2 separate regions of the Homo sapiens genome follow, and region 1 is linked to region 2. Evidence: read pairs that join two places in POLR2A ChIA-PET (ENCODE). Cell type or tissue: IMR-90. All regions are shown on one strand. Region 1 overlaps RORA (RAR related orphan receptor A). Region 2 overlaps RORA (RAR related orphan receptor A).

What was found. Peaks named below come from ENCODE experiments on the same cell type or tissue, not always from the same donor. Only the 100,000 strongest peaks of a DNase experiment are listed, where the experiment ranks them.
Region 1: POLR2A ChIA-PET joins it to region 2 with 5 read pairs; 3 of 35 experiments call an interaction of 5 or more read pairs at or near these places.

What each region holds. Positions count from the first base shown.
Region 1 is chr15:60,603,747-60,607,746 of GRCh38, reverse strand. The region is part of intron 2 of RORA (RAR related orphan receptor A); the gene reads left to right. The region is part of intron 5 of RORA-AS1 (RORA antisense RNA 1); the gene reads right to left. Among named protein-coding and RNA genes, the nearest start is that of RORA-AS2, 76 kb to the left of the region's middle. In IMR-90, no CTCF peak of the experiment used is centred here; a DNase peak (open chromatin) is centred at 1,616; H3K4me3 peaks cover 311 bases.
Region 2 is chr15:60,492,831-60,496,830 of GRCh38, reverse strand. RORA (RAR related orphan receptor A) reads left to right here. Exons shown (of 11, transcript NM_134261.3): 11 at 1-4,000. All of the region lies in intron 2 of RORA-AS1 (RORA antisense RNA 1), which reads right to left. Among named protein-coding and RNA genes, the nearest start is that of RORA-AS1, 16 kb to the right of the region's middle. In IMR-90, no CTCF peak of the experiment used is centred here; no DNase peak of the experiment used is centred here.

The DNA.
Region 1 (4,000 bases), 110 kb before region 2:
TGTATAAATAAACTTGAGCCCTGAACACTCATCACTCCAGTAAATATTTACAAAAACATTCTAGCTTTAAATAGGGGGAAAGGGTTGTGTTTGAAGAGTTTTTACTTTATTGATATTTGGCTAATATTAGAGTTAAATAAAATGCCTGTGTATAATGCAGGTAGCTTCCTATGGAACACGCTTTATTTTTCCAGTATGCTTCAGAACACAGCTTACTGAAACAAGAACACCTAAGTCCTTGAGTGTAAGGTCTTAAATAGTTAGGGTTATTATTTTAGGTATGTATACCATGTCACATTCAAGGCAGTATCAGAAAATGAGGTACATCATAAAAAATTAATTTTCTGCAGCGTATTTCTATAAGTGCCTAAACTAAATCACTTTATAGGGGGAAGGGGAGCTTTCAAAATATATTATGTAAGTCCCTGTCTTCTTAGAGTTCATGGGTTAATACGTCCTTAGTGATTCAAAGTCATTATAACCATTAATTATTATGGTGTGTACAGTATGCTGTAATACAGGATGCACTCAGAAACTCGGCAGGTGTGGTTGGCTCTTTGCCCCTATGCTAAATGGCTCCATGCTGCCATACTTTTTGAGTTCTTAGGTCTAACTTTTTATCATTTTTTAAATCTCTTCCTTCAATATTTATTGTCTCTCTTTGCGCCTATGAGCACAAGTCTCTGTTGTGCTTCCAAAATATCTCCGGTATACTGGAAGTTCAGACATCAAGGTTGTCAGAATTATGTCTTACATAAGAGAAAAAAGCCTCGGAGTAAATATCAAAGGGATGCTTTTTAAAGCACATATACAAACTTTTGGTTCTTGGAGTTTTAGTGGTATCTCTGCTGATCTTTGTTTCTTTCTTTTCTTTTTTCTTTTCTGTTTTTTCGGCTTCTGTCTTCCATTTATTTCACAAGGCTTTCATGTGAGAGATGTCTGATTGAAAAGTATTATAGCAATTGTTTATACTTCTGAGATAGCAGTTCTAATTTAGTATTTCTTTAGATAACCACTTGCCTTACTGGAAACTGCTTACCTTCTACTAGTGTTAGTTACAATTTTTGGTGCATAGTCAAGAATAGGACTTTTTCCTTTTAACTATCTTTTTCAAACATTTCACGTAGTGCCTCACCCAAAGTCTGCTCCGAGAAAATATATGATGATTAACTGAGATTTAAAAATAATTATCACACACAAGCTACATACAAATGAAACTTTCTACAAAGTATACTGGTCTTTCATGTTCTAGAAAATGCTTCTGTGCTTTTCACATCTTGGTTTAAAAAAAACAACAACAAGAAAGACCAAGTTGAGCATAAATGATAAAAATAATTTGTAAAGGAGCTGAAAATAGAACTCTTCGTAGATACCAATTCCAAGTACATTGCAGCTTTCCTATGGGATTATTTTGTTGCTGGAAGAATTTGTAGCTCCTAATTAGGAGCCCTTTAATTCATTCATTCGTTCCAACAATAGCATTTACTGAATGCTTGCTGGGCCCCACCAGGGATACACAGGCATATCAGACACAATCTCAGGAAACAGACATTTTGGCCAGAATTTGAAGGTTGCTGTGAGTCAGAGCCCAGCTGCCATATGTTAGAAGCATTCCTCCAGTTAAAACTGAAAGCTTTAAAGTGAAGCTTAACTTGTTTTTTCAAGCTAGCCTTGATTCAATTAGAACGATCCCAAATATTTCGTGTTCTGGGAAGAAATCTGGAGAAGTGGTGTCATAATGTTTTCCTGTTCGCTGACAAGTCATTCAGTAGCCCTGTCCAAGATCATTTAAAATAGCCTGGGAATAATCAGAAGTGATGTGCCTCTGCGGAAAACACTTGGAGGATGTCTGTCGGCAAATGATGTTTTAAACCCTAGGTTTGATTTAGAACTGTTGTCAGGTTCCTAATGACGATTTATATGTTTAAAAAACGTCATCTCCAGAAAAGTTAATATAAATGTAAGTTAGGAAACAATGAAAGTTTCATATAATATAATCATTATTTACTCTGTGGTTTTACTTATCTGTTTTGCTTTGTAATCAAATATACAAACTTACCTTCTCTCCCTCCCTGCTATTAGCTTGCTTTGTCAGTGAGTCATCATGTTTTGCCTCTATTAAAGACCAATAATCTTAAATCGTATCATTAATCATATCTGATCATCGTAATTTTGTAAGAAAACCATCTGTATAAATTTTGAGTGAAGTAACCTTATGCATTGTTTACGTAGTTTCTTTTCCACTATAGTTTAACATTTAGATTATGTTGTTAGCCTTAGTTGTATGCGGGAAGATTGACATAATTTTATTAAAATTATTGGTTTTTATTGCCTTGAAATCCTAAGGGATACAATAGGTTTTGGTAAGAAAGCATTTCAGACAGAATCATAATAAGCTTCTTAACTAAATGTCCTTGTTTGTCTAGGAGTGTTTGAAAGAAAAAAAAATCTTGTTTCCAGAGAGTACAAACTCTAACTACATTACGAAGAATTGCTTTTAAACATTCAGGAATTTTTTTTTTTGAAATGGAGTAGACAAATTATCAGTTTTCATGGTGACATGTACATAGTATATCGTGTGTAGAACCTTTGACTCTGAAGAACATAGCTAGGTTGACAGAATAACAAAAGATCCACTTCTAAAGTGAAAAATTATCTTAATTATTTGGGAGCTCTGAGTATATAATGCCAAATACATGGAGAGTTAGCACTATCTGTATGTCCAAATAAACTCCCTGTTCACACTGTTTGTTAGTATATTTTATATTGCTCATACAGTTATAAATGTCTAGTGGTAGGTCATAAACCACTCCAATCCAGTGATTATTGGGTATCAACAGTGTGCCAGATACTAATGGGTTTCATGTTTATTGCCTGACTTTTAAGATCTTAAAAACATCTCTAAAGATAGGTGTTAGTTTTTCAGTTGTACAGGAGAGGAAATTGAAGCTCAAAGAATATAAGTAACTTGTCACCAATCACAAAGCCACTGTTGGAACTAGAATGGAAAACCAGATTTTCCAACTCCAATTCCAGTGCTTTTTCTTCCATACATGCTACTTTCAAAGAAGTATTCACTGATTCAACAAATATTTACTCAACATCTATGTATGCCAGGCACTATGGTAAGCCTTAATGATATAAGGAATACAATGGCGAGTAAGACAGGTATGTTTCCTGACTCTAGTGTGGAGAGTCTAAAGAAGAAGGCAGAAAAGATAATAAATGATTTGAAAAGAGAGTGACGAATCAGGTTTACAAAAAGAGAAGAACAAGATGTCTATAGGGCAGTGACATTTAAACTTAGACCATAGAATGGCAAAAAAAGCAGATAAACAAGGTCAGTCCATTCGCATTACTGGAGGATTTTGTGTTTACAAATTTGCATACTCACTAAAATTTATTTATAACCCCAAAATCAACACTGGGTATGCGGTCATTGGCAGACAAGTATGTGCACACAGCGTCCTAGAACAGGTTCCCCACTGAGGTCCATTGAGGTGATGTTCTGCCCTCTTGTTTCAGCTGTCATATTATAAACAGGTGTCCTTTTTAAAGTCTATTCAATGCCATATTTTTCTAATGTTCGTGCTTTTTTTTTTTTTTTTTTTTTTGAGACAGAGTCTCGCTCTGTCACCCAGGCTGGAGTGCAGTGGTGCGATCTCGGCTCTCTGCAACCTACGCCTCCCAGGGTCAAGCGATTCTCCTGCCTCAGCCTCCTGCGTAGATTACAGGCACGCACCACCATGCCCGGCTAATTTCTTTTGTATTTTCAGTAGAGACGGGGTTTCACCATGTTGGCCGGGCTGGTCTCAAACTCCCGACCTCAGGTGATCCACCCACCTCAGCCTCCCAAAGTGCTGGGATTACAGGCGTGAGCCACCATGCCCCGCCCTGTTTGTGCTTTTTGTTGATAAGTCTCACTGTTTAAAATGATCCCCAAGCACAGTGCTTGCTGAAGTGCTGTCTAGTGTTCAAGCGCGAGAAGATTGTGATATGT
Region 2 (4,000 bases):
GTGTAGCTTTTCCTGTTGAATTGATAAGGCACTTTCATTTTGCACCTTTTTCTTTAAATTAAATGCTAGCGTGTTCACTGTCGTGTCGCATGTGCACCAGAAACACAAGTTTAACTGAGAAGGCTTGGAAGGTACGTTGGGAGGTATTTATGCTGCTGTTTACAAAATTATTTTTAAGAGACTGGCTGGTCATATCTAGAAATCACCACGTTGGATTTTTTTTTTAACATGTGAATTTGGAATTAGAAACGGAACTCTCCCTAAATTATACTTTGCTTTTTGGTAAGTTTAATGATAGATGTGTTTATGCTTCATACAAAGTTGAATGATTGATTGGCGTGGTGGACATATACCATCATGCTCATTTTTTTTTTTTAAAGCTTTTTAAAATGCCACCTCATGGAGGCGAGGGGGAGGAGAAGCTCATTTTACACAATTCAGTAGTTAAATATGGACTCGGTCTCAACTTGGAATTCTTATGCTTTGAGAACAAATCAACAACCAGAATATTTATTGGAATCTAGCTTTTATTATAAGAAGGACCCAAAGATTATATCCTGAGCAAATGCACACTCCCCATGTGAGGACATGAAGTATTTACTTTGTGAATGTTTATGTTCTTGGTATAATCTAGGAACCCTATGAGTTTATCTCAGAGTGAACTAATTCTAGATTTGTTGTCAATAGATGCTATAATTCAAGAATGTTGCTCTCCATATTTGAAAAACGATGGATAGGAGGGTGAGGGAAGCATACAATGTTGAACCAGTTTCTCTTATTTAAATATTAAATACTTTAAGCCTTTAAAGTGAAGTTGATGCTAGCTGCAAACATTTACTCTTGTATTTATCTTCACTAGGAAACTGTGGACTGTAATTTATTTTATTAAATATTTAGAAGATTATTTGGCTTGTGTGTTCAGGTGAGAAATACTGAGTTGTTTTTGTTTAATTTCATGGTTTTTTTTTTTTTAATGATCCCTAGTGGGGGAAGGGGAAAGGAATAGTCTGATAAACAGATGTGCATATTTTAAAAACAAGTGACCTTTTGGGAATGTAGGCATTTAGACGATGATTTTAGTCGCACTAGGGGTGGGATTCAAACTACTGGTCAAAGACCATTTTGTACAGAAAAGGGAACATCTCCGATGGGTGTTAAGGTAGGAGTTTCCATGCAGCCCTTTATGTCTGAGAAATAGTCTCCTCTGCCATTGGGGTCCCTGCGGAATCTTCTACAGGAATTGCAGCTCTTCACGTCATGCTAGGTTACCAGCATGGGCTTCCCAGAGCACTTCACTCTGTTTCTAACTCCACTGACTTTTCTGACTTGTTTCTTGAGGGACTTGGAAAAGGGGAAGGTATTATTCACACAGATGTGTGTATGAAGCCTAAATAACATCCAACTTTTTTTCCAAAAACATAGTAAGAGTTTAACCATAAATAGAAGAGTAATATTCCTTTAAATTTCTTACAGGCATGTAAAATTTTATGTGTTTATAGAGAGATGCTAACTGTCAGCATATAGTATTTATATTGGGGCAAGAAGGGTTAAATCAAATCTTTAATTTAAGTAAGCATAGTTCCTTTAAAGATCAGTAGTATTTATACTCTGAAAAGAGTACCAAGCTTAGTTCAGTTATTTATTCATCCATTTTTTTTCTATTGTTTCTCCTCTGGGGGGAAATGGTGTTTTGTTTTTGTTTGAGTTTTGTGTTTTAGTTTTTTGGTTTTGGTTTTGTTTTGTTTTTTTGTCATTCAGATTCACTAAATTTGGGGATGGTTTTATTAAAGTATATTAACTTCTTTTTAACCAAAGCTTTCTGAATATGACCAGCCTCAGGTGCTAGCGCATTAAAGAGCAACTAAACCTAATTCCAGTGTCGATTTGTGAAATAATAAAAGCTAATTGAATTTCTCTAAGGGTGAGAGAGAACATAATGATGAACTTAAAAAGAAATTCCTTTTCCCAGAAGGGATTCTGCATGTACCTACAAACAATCATGCTCTAACCACAGTAATAGTCATGCCATGGTGACATTGCTTTTACGGTAAACCAAGATAGGTAATATGATGCTTCTTCCCAGGTGTTTCTGAAAGAAAAGCAGCGGTGGAGCTTAAGAGCCAAGTCCACTGATTGACATAATAGGATGGAATTGTAGACAGAGACATGCTCCATGAAACAAGGAAACAACTGACTACTATTTGGATCTAAGTTGGGATCTGATGTTAAACAATAAATTCAGTTTAAAAAAAATATGGAGCTCAGAAAAGGATGTGAAAAACTTTGCATTTTCCTTTCTTCATTATTACAAAAACACCTATGTGATGACATAAAATACTTGGGTGATATCAGAACAATTATCCTTAATAGTTTTTATAATTAAAGTTTCCTAAACTTCAGTCTCCAATAGTCTTTTAAGGATTGGAACCACATCACTGTCAGCCCCGCTGCTACAATGCCTTTGTACAATTTTTTTACATAAGGCAAATAAGGCTTTTGTACAAAGCCTGAATACCTTCTGTTCCAATGGTGTCCAAATGGTTATTATATTGTGAAAAACCTGGCCTTGGTCACAATGCAAACAAAAGTACAGATGAAAGTGCTTTTTGGACAGTTTGCAAATTGTGTTAAAGCTACGGATTTTTTTTAAAGTGTTCAGCATCTTAACGTGTATTAAAGCTATGGATTTTTTTTTAAAGTCTTCAGCATCCTAATTCACCCTTTCTAACTTAAGAAAAACATGACTTAAGACACTGCTTCTAAGTTTGGTTGTTCTTTATAGTGTGGATACCCAGTTATCTGTGAGCGTATGGGGGTGGGCTGAGGGTCAGGTGAGGAAGGAGTGTGTGTGTGTGTGTGTGTGTGTGTGTGTGTGTGTGTGATTTGCATGTGTATGATGTGTGTGCGTCGGACCGCTTCTAGGCTACTAAGTGTCAATGGAAAAGAAAATGTATTCAAAATACTTAAATCAAAACTAGAAGATGGGGAAAAAAAGATTTATTCTATACAAAGCCTTGTCTGGACCACTTTAGAGAGACTTCTATTTTTTTAACCCTTCTATAAATATTTGATGGCACTTGAAATATTCCTGCAATAAAATGTGATTTGTGTAAAGAAAAAAAGATTTTGTAATGTGAAACAAAGAAAGAAAGTAATGTAATTTTCTAAAAAAAAAAATACAAACAAACAAACTTTGTATTATTTTCTTGATGGAATTTGTCTATCTGTCTTTGGAAAACTTTTTATTTCATTGAATGTGCCATAGTAGAAATGTGTGTTTTTAGTTTTAGACTAAGGAATAGCTAGTTGTTGTGTTCCGACATTCCAAAATGCAAAACAACCTAGTAGTATCTTTCATGAAAAGGTTTAAGTAGTATGTAAGCTTCTCTCATTGTTGCTTTTTTGCACATGTTCTTCATTCCTCTCTAGTGCAATATGTACATAGAGCACTTGCGGGTGTACCTTGATCCCTCAGGGAAAAATACATATTTGTACAGTTTTTTGGGGTTTTTTTGTTTTTTGGTTTTTTTTGTTTTGCCTTTTGTTTTTGGCTAAGGAATGTCGATCGAATCACTTGTTATTGTTGAGGGGCAGCCAGATAATAATCCTAAAGCCACTGTTTCCAACATTGATTGTTTAAATCATATGTCCTTCCAATGCTATTATTTTAAGATAATAATAAAAAGTTATTTTCTGACAGTTCTTTGTGCTGACTGGTGAAAAACAAGGGTAAATAAGCACCTTATAATTGACTTACTGTGAATGACAATCCATCTTGGTATCAACGATAGAAGCCCTATCATTTTGGAGTTGGGGTTAAGAGTCAGAAACAATGTGCTCAGGGATCTCCTAAAACTCTTAAAACAGGGTGGCCAGTACTACTGGGACAAATTGTGTTTTTTATTATTAATAATAATGATAATAATACTATCCCTCCAAGGCACAAGTGAACTATATAGAACTGCGTGTGTGTAAACTCTTTACTCTCGTCTCATTTTGT